Linked DNA regions of Homo sapiens: regions 1 and 2 are each linked to region 3. The links are chromatin contacts, found by Hi-C or POLR2A ChIA-PET in ENCODE. All regions are on one chromosome and are shown on one strand. Each heading gives the region's core, a stretch centred on a gene start or an enhancer-like site at or near the end of the contact. The rest is flanking DNA. Distances are from core to core; before and after follow the strand shown. Region 1 holds the start of RHOXF1-AS1 (RHOXF1 antisense RNA 1). Region 2 holds the start of SLC25A43 (solute carrier family 25 member 43). Region 3 holds the start of SEPTIN6 (septin 6).

The links. A loop is a pair of places that touch in the nucleus more often than their neighbours do. ChIA-PET counts read pairs that join two places held with the same protein, here RNA polymerase II (POLR2A). Pooled maps may share reads with other maps.
Region 1: a map with no recorded cell type shows a loop between it and region 3 (4-fold over the local background). The contact joins the promoter of RHOXF1-AS1 here to the promoter of SEPTIN6 in region 3. A Hi-C loop is called at or near these places in 1 of 37 single-sample maps with no recorded cell type.
Region 2: a pooled map shows a loop between it and region 3 (3-fold over the local background). The contact joins the promoter of SLC25A43 here to the promoter of SEPTIN6 in region 3. A Hi-C loop is called at or near these places in 2 of 50 pooled maps. POLR2A ChIA-PET finds 5 or more read pairs at or near these places in 2 of 52 experiments (H1 and activated B cell).

What each region holds. Positions count from the first base shown.
Region 1 is chrX:120,034,465-120,037,841 of GRCh38, forward strand. It overlaps RHOXF1-AS1 (RHOXF1 antisense RNA 1), which reads left to right and starts at 1,772. Exons shown (of 5, transcript NR_131238.1): 1 at 1,772-2,068.
Region 2 is chrX:119,397,688-119,401,110 of GRCh38, forward strand. SLC25A43 (solute carrier family 25 member 43) reads left to right here and starts at 1,649. Exons shown (of 5, transcript NM_145305.3): 1 at 1,649-1,991. The coding sequence starts at 1,717. RefSeq lists a silencer at 1,513-2,172.
Region 3 is chrX:119,691,233-119,694,831 of GRCh38, forward strand. SEPTIN6 (septin 6) reads right to left here and starts at 1,936. Exons shown (of 11, transcript NM_145799.4): 1 at 1,844-1,936. The coding sequence starts at 1,873. RefSeq lists enhancers at 950-999, 1,820-1,949 and silencers at 1,490-1,619, 2,130-2,179.

The sequences.
Region 1 (3,377 bases), core at 522-3,021, 340 kb after region 3:
AAGACACATTAGCCTTCAAGAAAAAGGAAGAGTGAATTATGAGGGTGGCACAGAAGCTGGTGGATCACTGCAAGACCAGATGGCAGAACATTGAGCTAAAGAGGATTGTTCCTAGGCCTTGAAATCTAATGGAATTAGCTATGCTAATTATTTATTTATTTACTTTTTTGAGATGAAATCTCATTCTGTCACGCAGGCTGGAGTGCAGTGGTACAATCTCAGCTCACTGCAACCTCCACCTGCCAGGTTCAAGCAATTCTCCTGCCTCAGCTTCCTGAGTAGCTGGGATGACAGGAACTCACCACAATGCCCCTCTAATTTTTGTATTTTAGTAGAGACGAGGAGGGGGGTTTCACCATGTTACCCAGGCTGGTCTCGAACTCCTGACCTCAAGTGATCCACTCACCTCAGCATCACAAAGTGCTGGGATTATAGGCGTGAGCCACCACACCTGGCCCTGCCATGCTAAATTTTGAACTTACTTGGGACAAGAAACCACTTTATGCCTCCCATATTCATTCTTTTGGAATGGTAATGTCTTGTAAAAGGAAAATAAATCTCAGGACTCCAAAATCATTAAGCCAAAGGGAAAAGTCAAGCTGGGAACTGCATCAGGCAAACCTACCTCCCATTTTATTCTTAAATAAGATAGCTACAAACAAAAAAAAAAGCTACATACATGTCTCACAATTTGTCCACTGGGACATTCCTTTTGAGCCCCAAGATGTTTACCTTAAAATGGTTCTGTTGAATTTTACCCTGACAATGTAAATTGATAGCTTATCTTCACAGGTTCTAGACAAAGAACAGAACTCAAAGTCATCCTTCTGTTCATCTGAGACAGATGCATATCTGATTGCTTTCCTAATGTAAAAATGCAGATTCACTGAGCTGACAAAGGCATAAGTAACTATTCCTCTACCCTTCTCTCACATGTAAACTGTGTATTCAGTGAAAGGTTTATCAAACACTCAAAATAATGCAACCATTTGTCTGTTATCTACCCACACCTTTAATTTTTTTTCCTTTTCCCCCAATATCTGCCCTTTTGCCTTTAAATACTGAAGTCCACAAAATCTTCTTTGGAAAAAGGCATAGACCTGCCTTCCAGATGCATGTTCTTAACCTTGGTAAAATAAAATTTCCAAGTTAATTGAGACCTAGCTCAGATACTTTTTGGTTTACAAATTGGTAACCACCAAGGGATTCTGAGTGGAGGTGCCCCTGACCTTTGACAAATCTTCTATTACTGCTTGGTACCAGCTTGAGATATCTTTATTGCTCAAATCAATAGGCAGATTTGCTGAGGCCTGGGAACTTCCCCCCTCCAGACAATCCCTTGTAGCAGGACGAGCTGCAGACAAAATCTTTCAGACACTGAGTTGTAGAAGGAAGGGCTTTATTCAGCTGGGAGCATCGGCAAGCTACTGTCTTAAAATCCGAGCTCCTCGAGTGCACAGTTTCTGTCCTTTTTAAGGGCTCATAACACTAAAGATTTCACATGAAAGGGTCGTGATTGATTGAGCAATCTAGGGGGTATGTGACAGGGGCTTCATGCACCGGTAGTCAGAGTGAAACAGAACAGAGCAGGGAGTTTCACAGCGTTCTTCCATACAATGTCTGGAATCTATGGATAACATCGGTTGCTAAGTCATGAGTTGATTTTTAACTACTAGGTTTAGGCCAGGCAGGCCCAGGCCTGGTTTCAGTTCTGGTTTTGGGTCTGGTGCCTGGCTGCCTGCCCTTGGTTTCACTTCCTTGTTTTTTTCTTAAAACAGGTACTGAGTATAAAACAATATAAAACAATATGAGAGGGTCCGTCTCTTCCCTCACCCTGATCTCCCCAAATTTGGTCGATATCTAAGGTTTTTTTTTGCTGTACAACTCCTTTTCTGGAGTTTTACTCACTTTCAACAAGGAAGGTGAGTTTTCCTGCTTCCATGATGATGGAGGGCAGGCAACTCCTTTCTGGAGTTTCAGCTCAATTCCAACAGGGAAGGCGAGTTGGAGTTTTTTTCCTGCTTATAGGCTGGTAGAGAGCAGTGTTGAGCCTGGACTCCATTCCTAGGTAAGTAGCTGAATTGGGGTTTTATCTTGAAAATTCTCCTTAATGACCTAAAGTTAAGATTAACAACCAGCAGCTCTTAATTTCTCCTTACCATTAGAGTGCTCAGGAATTGTATACATAGTATGATCATTTGTTTGTTTTGCCAAACTGTTTTTTCATTTATTTGTTTGTTTTGTTGTTTTGGTCTTTTTCCCATTGGATTTGACTAACTCTACCCAACTATATCAAATGTGAAGGAAAGTTACAAATGGTGAGGAACAACGCCTCTGCATTGGGTAAATTCCTGCAGCTGGGGGGGAAAAGGGAAAAGGATAAACAGCCATCAACAGGAAAAAAGAAAGATTTTGACTACCTGAGGGGCTTTATTTACATAACAAGGCCACCTTTTGCTAGCCAAGCCAAACTGTGCTCCACACTGCAGTTCTGTAGCTAAGGTTTTGCCCTTTTTTCCACCACAACAGCCTGGGTTTGGTTCCTAAATCAAGTTCTTTCTGGTTTGATATTTGTGTTATTTTTGAAATATCAGCAATTTGTTCCAGCTAAAATAGGGTAGTGAGATTTAGAAGAATTTTTTAAGAGCTTAGTGGCTAAAAGTCAGTTTAATTAAAAGCTAATATCCACGATGTGTGTGTGTGTGTGTATATTTAAAAGGCCTTTATGGTTTTTTGTTTTGTTTTGTTTGTTTGAGAAGGAGTTTCACTCTTGTTGCCCAGGCTGGAGTGCAATGGTGCGATCTTGGCTCACTGCAACCTCTACCTCCCGGGTTCAAGCAATTCTCCTGCCTCGGCCTCCCAAATAGCTGGGATTACAGGCATACGACACCACACCCAGTTAATTTTGTATTTTTAGTAGAGATGGGATTTCTCCATGTTGGTCAGGCTGGTCTCAAACTCCCGACAACCTCAGGTAATCTGCCTTCCTCAGCCTCCCAAAATGCTGGGATTACAGGCGTAAGCCACCGTGCCTGGCCTGTTTTTTTTTTCTCTCCTAGTACCTTGTTTTTTGAGAAAAAGGTTTTTTCCTTCTCAGTCAGTCAAATGAATTCTGTTTTCTCCATTTACTTCTGCCTATCTCTCCTTTCTCTTGTTCCCCTCTGCTGCATGAGGGACCCAAAATAGTTTCTAACAGCCTGTAATTCCTTAAATAAAACAGAGAAGGCACTAGAGTCCTTTTTGAGGAGAAACATCTGTTTTTCCTTATGGAACCCCAAGAGTCTAAACAGACAAGTTCCTCTCAGATCTTAAACTGCTTGCTTTTGTACTGTGTTACCTGATTTTTGGACTAAGTTATTACAACAGAGGCTACTCTT
Region 2 (3,423 bases), core at 399-2,898, 290 kb before region 3:
AAAAAAAAAAACATAACTTGGCTGACCCAATCTCCATACAATGGGGTTATCACATGAAATGTTCCAGACCCACGAACTTCCTGAAAGAGCTTTAGAATCTTGTCCCGTTATCCAACAAAGGGCTTTAGGAAGTACCAGTACCCGAAGGTTTCCTTATTGTAATCCCCAAATTCCAATTCAAGCCCTTTTAAAGTCGGGGTCCTCCGGTCTTCAGAGTCATACATCTTTCTCAAGCTTCCCCCAGCCATCAAATTAGCTTACAACAAGACAGAAGAATTCACAAAACATGAAAATAAGCATTCCCCAATTGTTGAGAGCAGAGTATGGCTTCTGCAACTAGAACAAGTTCTCACAGTCAAAACCTTGTAATGTCATACTCAAGTGAGATTGACAGTGAAAAATAAAAAAGGAGAAACCCTGCAATGCCTTTTAGAAAACGTTCCTATAGCATTGTGTGTTAGTAAATGTAAATAACTATACAAGCCTAAAAACAACTATGTACCCGGAACATCTTGCTCACACCAACAGACTGCTGACAGTTCCTTTCCTTGTAATTATTAGTGACATGGCTTTTTTAGAAAAAAAAGAGACAGAAAGAAATTCTGAAATTCTGAAATTTTTGAACTGATTAAAGAATCCTCGGATTCTGGCCAAGCCTCTCTTAGCCATTCTTTGCCTCTATTGTTCTCTTAGCTTACAGAACCACTGAAAATGTCCCTACTGGAGTTAACTCTGCAGTCCTAGTAGACATATAGTGTAGCCGTTAGTGGAAACTGACATAAACCGCCCTAGATTTCAAACCGGTCTCTGCTTTGTAGGTAGCTGTGTGAGCCTGAGCAAGTCCTCTCTGTGTCTTGGTTTCCTCTCCTGTAAATGAATACCTAATCAGAACTAACACATATAAACTGCTTACCCATACCAGTCATTGTTCATTAATCCTTACAACAACCCCTAGGAGGAAAAAATTATAATCTCTGTTTTATAAAGCAACTGACACACAGAGAGGTTGAGTGACTTCCCCAAGGTCCCACAGCTGGTAAGCTGCAGAGCCAAGAATCTTACACAGGTTCAAGAGTCCAGATTCAAGTCCCCACACCCACACAGCCTCTGTCAATGAGGACATACGTACTTAGGGCCGTTTTGAGGATTACATGAGAACGTCTGTAAAGCCCAGTACTTGACAAGTGCCTGAGAGATAGCAACTGTGGTTGTTAGAATTTTTTACCTTCTGCACTGGGAAACCATCAAGGCTTTTTGGTTAGGCAGGAAAAAAAAATGGGTTGGAGGCAAGAGGAGGAGGAGGGAAGCGCCAGGGGAGGAAGACAGAGAAGTGGCACGTGAAAGGGAGAAAAGGGGCAAACCAGAGGAGAGGCAGGGAGGGGCGGCGGGGGCGCACTGAACATTTAGGAAGCAAGATGTCTAGCAGGCTGGGCCTTGAGAGAACAGTAACTGTTTCGCAACTGAAAGTCGCTACTCGAGCCTTGCCAACTGGGGAGACTATGCCCATGATATCCGCGGCCTCGGACCCCGGACCCTCCAGGCCCTCGCGCCCCACCCCCGACCAGCCTCGGGCCAGGCTAGGGCGTAGACGGGGCTTCCCGTCCCTCACGCGGGCCCGCCCCATGCCGGGCGGGGCCTGGGGCCCGCCACCTCCGCCCGTGGCCGGAGAGCCCCAGGCCCGAGCCACGCGGTCTTCCGGGCCCGGGTCGGGGCTCGATGGCTACGTGGAGGCGGGACGGCCGACTGACAGGCGGCCAAAGGCTGCTGTGCGCTGGGCTGGCGGGGACGCTCAGCCTCAGCCTCACCGCGCCCCTGGAGCTCGCCACCGTGCTGGCCCAGGTTGGCGTCGTGCGAGGCCACGCCCGGGGACCGTGGGCCACAGGGCACCGGGTGTGGCGGGCAGAGGGGCTCCGGGCCCTGTGGAAGGGGAACGCGGTGGCGTGCCTGCGCCTCTTCCCCTGCAGCGCCGTGCAGCTCGCCGCCTACCGCAAGTAAGAGCCGGGCGGGGCCGGGGAACCGGGAGACCGGACGGGGGTGGGGTGGGGGAGCCGCGGCCCGACGCCGCCCTGCTGCCTGGACTCGGGGCCCTGGAGTAGGGACGGCCCCCTTGTCGATCACCTGGGGACCCCTCGGGGCGGTGGGCCACCTCTATGGCCCCCAGAGTGCAGCCCCAATGCTTTTCACGTTCTCTTGGGGTTACCGCCCTGCAAGATGCAGTTTTGTGGTCCGCAGCCCTGGTCCGAGAGGCTTTCCGGATTGGACCGGGCGAGGAGGTGGAATGCAGCAAAGGATTTGGAGGAAAGGAATGAAAAGCTCTCCAGAGAGATGAGTCCTAACCATTTCCACCGTCCTCCAATTTGGAAACTTTTGCTTAGGCTGGCTTAGGAAGAGAGAGACCCTTTTAAAGGTGTTTTTGTCTGTGTGACCCAAGCCCCGAGAAGAAAGTGCTTGGTGTGGGGAAAGGACCCGATCCATCGATACGAAAAGGCCGCAGATTTTTGCCCACACATCTCCCCAACTTAAATGAAGCTTGACTTCAGGCTCCGACAGAGGCTGCAGCTTCCCCTCCCCAAGCTGAGAACGGCCCCCTCAGCCTACCGCTTCACCCCACTGGCCTCATTTATTTGGGCCTTTTCCACCTTCTCCCACATCAACAGCTGCTCCTTAGGAAAAGATCTAAAGGTGTAAATGCAGCCTTAAAGCTTCCACCGAGCTCAGAGGTACCTGCATTTGAACTGGAAACCAAGCCTGAAAGAATGAATTGGTAGTGATGGCATTTCAGGAAGCAGAGATGTTTCTGTATTGGGGGGACGGTCCCTGTGTTCCTCATTCAGTGGGCACAGTGGCATCTTTGATATCGCCTTGGCTCTGAATTAGACAAACAGCCCACATTTGGGAGAGTCGGTCTTGACCGCATAGTTTAGTCTTGGCGGCTAATAGTCAAAGGATTTTGCCTTGACACTGTCACTCACCTGGGAGGCCAGAGGTGGAAGGCTCACCTGGCAGCCGACAAGCCGAACGGAATCATCCTTATTACCTAGGCCTCTAGGCCAGTACTCATTTTGCCTCTGCCTGGAAATAGAGTTCCCTTCTCTTCCTCTGCAGAGGGACTCATGGGTGGGACCATGACATTTAGTTAAGGCCCTTTTTCCTCCCCACCTCTGCTTGCCCTCATCAACATCTGGCCTGCAGTCTGTAAACAGTTCTCCTCTGAGTCTTAATGACTCAGTTTCTCCCCCACTTCACCCTCTTCTCTACAAAGTAGTGTGGAAATCTTCCTTTGGATGGGATAAAATATGTCCAGAGGGGTGGGGGGCAGAACTTCAAAGGCTGGTTTAAGTATTGTGGCTCTTCTGCTAAGCACCTAGTATATGCACATTAGATTTTTTAAGCTCCTGCCTCCTGCCCTGTAAGGTCCATAGG
Region 3 (3,599 bases), core at 686-3,185:
TTCCCCATTGCAACATCTGCCCTGCAATCCTAATCCAGGCAAGAGAAACTGGTGAGAGTATGGAGGACAGGTCGATGCAAATTCATTAGCTGACATGAAAAATCATTAGCGTCATTTTTGGATGGAGCTAGTGTAATCCCAGAGATTAATTCCTCTACTTCAGCTATACCATCTCTGAAATGCAGGTAACCAGGAGCAGAAAAGCCACAGCAGAAAAGAGGGAGCCCTCAAAACACTAAAGCAATAAACAACGAGAGTGCCAATCTTGGGGGAAGAAAATTCTCTCAAATTGCATCATCACAGAGAATGTCCCCTGTCTACTCCTGGTCCTTCCACAACATGACTGCATAAAGTGCTCTGTGCTAGGGTGTGCAGGGGGTGGAGGAGGTTCCGAAGAAATGATCCTGCCCTTCCAAACAGGGACAAAAGAGACATTAATACATATTCTGTAGAGAAAATATTATCAGATTCTGGCTTCAGATTTTGTAAAATCAATTTCAATTACACCAAATACCTAGAGGCTTTTTTTTTGTACTGTAGTTGCATTGCATGAACTATTTTCCTAAATAAGTAAGCTACAAGGTTGAAAAACATTTTTATGTGGTTCAGAGATTTTCGTCAAGTAGTATGTGGTGTCATGGGATTTGACCTACCTCTGTCTCCCACTCCTTCCTCACCTCGGGGTGCTGGTGGGCTTATTAAAGTCCCAGATACCCATGGATGAATAGAATAGCTAGGGTGTCCCCCCCAAATGGAATTCATCGCCCTTTGCAACCAAACTTCTGGTTTAAAAAACAAACATGGAGCCTCAGGTCACTTCAACATGGTTTCTCTGCACATCCCAGGCTGGAAAACTTCAGTTCTTTAAATGAAGATTTTTTTTTTCCCAGAGTCGGTCGCCAACAAAAAAAGAGACGGCACCGCTTTTGCGAGTCTCACACTTATTTTCCTGAGTCTCCATAGAAAGAAGCCAGCTCCACAGGTTTTGGCACACAAGCCCAGTTACACTGAACATGCACCCGAGACAGATCCTCAGAGGCCCGCTCCAAAACATGCCAAAATACGCAGCCAGCCACCTACAGGCCAGCCAACTGCACCCCACACTGACGCACAAATGAGACCCAGAGGCACACAGCACAAGCAGACAGAGAGGCGTTCGGACACACACCACAGAGGTGAGCACACTCAGAGAAACACGCGGACTTCTTTGGGTCACAGACAGAACCCCGGCGCCGCCGCCGCCCGCCCGGGAAGACACGAGCGCGCGCGCGTGCACACATACGCGCACACCGATACACACACAGACGCAGTCACATATGTAATGCATATAGAGAAACCCTATCCCAGCCAGTCACCTCCCCGCCCCCCTCGCCACTCACCGCCTTCTGCCCCAGGCTAACCCCAGCCCCGCGCCTCTTTGCCTGTGCGGTCCCGGGTCACAACGGGCAGCCGTGCGCAGGGGCGCGGCAAGGCCAGGGTGCCAGGGACCCGGAGGGCTCGGCGGCTCCTACGGCCATTCATTCGGCAACGCCCCAGCCGTGGGGCCGCAGCTGCAGCGAGGGAGGCGGTGGCGCTCACTGCGGCTCTTGGGCAATGCAAGTTCAGCCGCCGGCCCGCAGGTTTTGCCTGCCCCCCTGCCGCCCCCCGCCCCCCGCGCGCCACCACCGTTTTCCGGGACAGGCTGAGGGACTGAGCTGCTGACCCCGGGAGCAGAAGTCCCACCGTGCCCTTGGCTCCTGGATGCTGCCCACTGCCCTCCTCGCGATGTGGCGGCGGCGGCCAGGTCTCCTTGACCCTCACCAGGCCCTCGGCCCCGGCCCTGGCACCCAAGCTCTGCACTTACCACCTGGCGAGCTATATCGGTCGCTGCCATCGCTCCTGCGTCCGCCAGGGCTGCCACGGGTGCCGCCGCAACGGGAGCTACTGCACAGGAAACAGAGGAGCTCCTCCGACAAAGAGAAAGTGTTACACTTCGGGCGCGACCAAGTCCGGTGGGGGGAGGTGCAAGGGAGGGGCCCCCTCGCCGCTGCTCCAACCCCAACCTCCCCTCTACCGCCCACCCCTTGAAAGTAGGGTATGGAGAGGGGGCGGATTTAACGCGCCGCTTCCCCCTATGGCCAGACCAGTTCCAGTTCTTCCTGCAACCCCAGCCATAGGCTTCTACGAAGGGGGGCGGGGGCTCCCCTCGGTGACCACGTCCTCTGCCCCCCCCGCCACTTGGCTCCGTGGTACGTCCCGACCTCTGCTGAATTGTCACACCCCCCTGCTCTCCTTTACATCCCTAAGTCCCCAGACCCCGAAGGCTGGAAGGGAGCCCCCGCCCCTCCCCCCTCCCATACTCTGCTCAGCGGCCGAGCTCTGCAGTTCTCCTCCCGGCCCCCGTTACCCCCCTTCCTTTCCACCGAGATCCCAAGGTGCTTAGATGGGTGCGCCTTGGCCGCTGGAGTCTCGATGCCCCACTGTCGTGTCTCCCTCCCTCCATGGCCCGGGAGCGCAGCTGCGGCCGAGGTACCGGGGAGGCCTGCGGCACCTGCCGCTCCACAGTAGAGCTTAGAAAGGGGGCCCGTGGGGGGAGCCGCACTGCAGCCCGGCAACTGAGCTGAGCTGTGGCATGTGGGGTCCGAGGCTAGAGGTCTTGAGACGCTGCTTCTGCCCTGGGGTTTCCAAGCCTTGGGTGCTGTGGGCTGTAATTTCGTGGAGCCAAGCTCACCACCTTTGGGTACCTAGTACAGACGGAACCCACGCCTCCTCTCTCCGACCCAGCCCTAGACGCTCAGCAAGACCACCCACCCCTTCTAGTACCAGAGGAAGGGCTGGAGATGAAGGTTCTCAGCTCTATGGAGCGAAATGGAGGGGCGGGTGACGGGGAGCGGCCTCCAGTCACTCTGTCCCGCCCCCTGATTTCTCCTTGACCCTCATTCAGCCCGGGACAAGGCGGCCAATAGGGCGCAGAGGAGAGAACTTCCGAAGGCAGGGGTGCGCCCGCCCGCCCTCCTTATCCCCGTGGCCCACCTCCGCGGGTCCTCTCTCGTGGGCACCTCTCCACTTCTCCGGCCTTGGCGCCCTCCCCTCTCTCTTGGGACTGGCCTCTTGCTAGCTCCCTGTCACTGGAGCACGCTGGCAGATTTGGCATGCCCGAGGCCCCAGCGGGAGGGACAGTACATTCCACTCCTCAAAAGGGCAGGTTCCCTGGTGTGGGAGAGAGACCTGGGCCCGCCAGAGGGACCCCAGATGGGGGAGGGGATGACAAGGCTATGGAGGAAACCCGGGCCCAAGAGGGGGCCCCAATGGAGCATGGAAGATGACCCCGTAAAGGCCCAAGGCTGGAGCAGCTGAGGAGGAGGCAGGAGAGAGGGAAAAAGAAAAGAAGGAACCAGGGAGAGAGAGGAAGAAGGGACTCGATCCAGAGGCCCTGGTCTCGGAGAAGTCAGGGAAGACAAGAAAATGGAGTAGCCAAAGAAGAGCATGCCTGGCACTTGGTTCCACCTGCTGGATGGAGCTTCTCACACTCTCTCGGGAAGCCCTTTATGTATGTACCCTGTGCGCCTGGAGAACAAGGACTCAGCAAACGCATCCCAGGGCCGAGTGCAGGGCCTCGC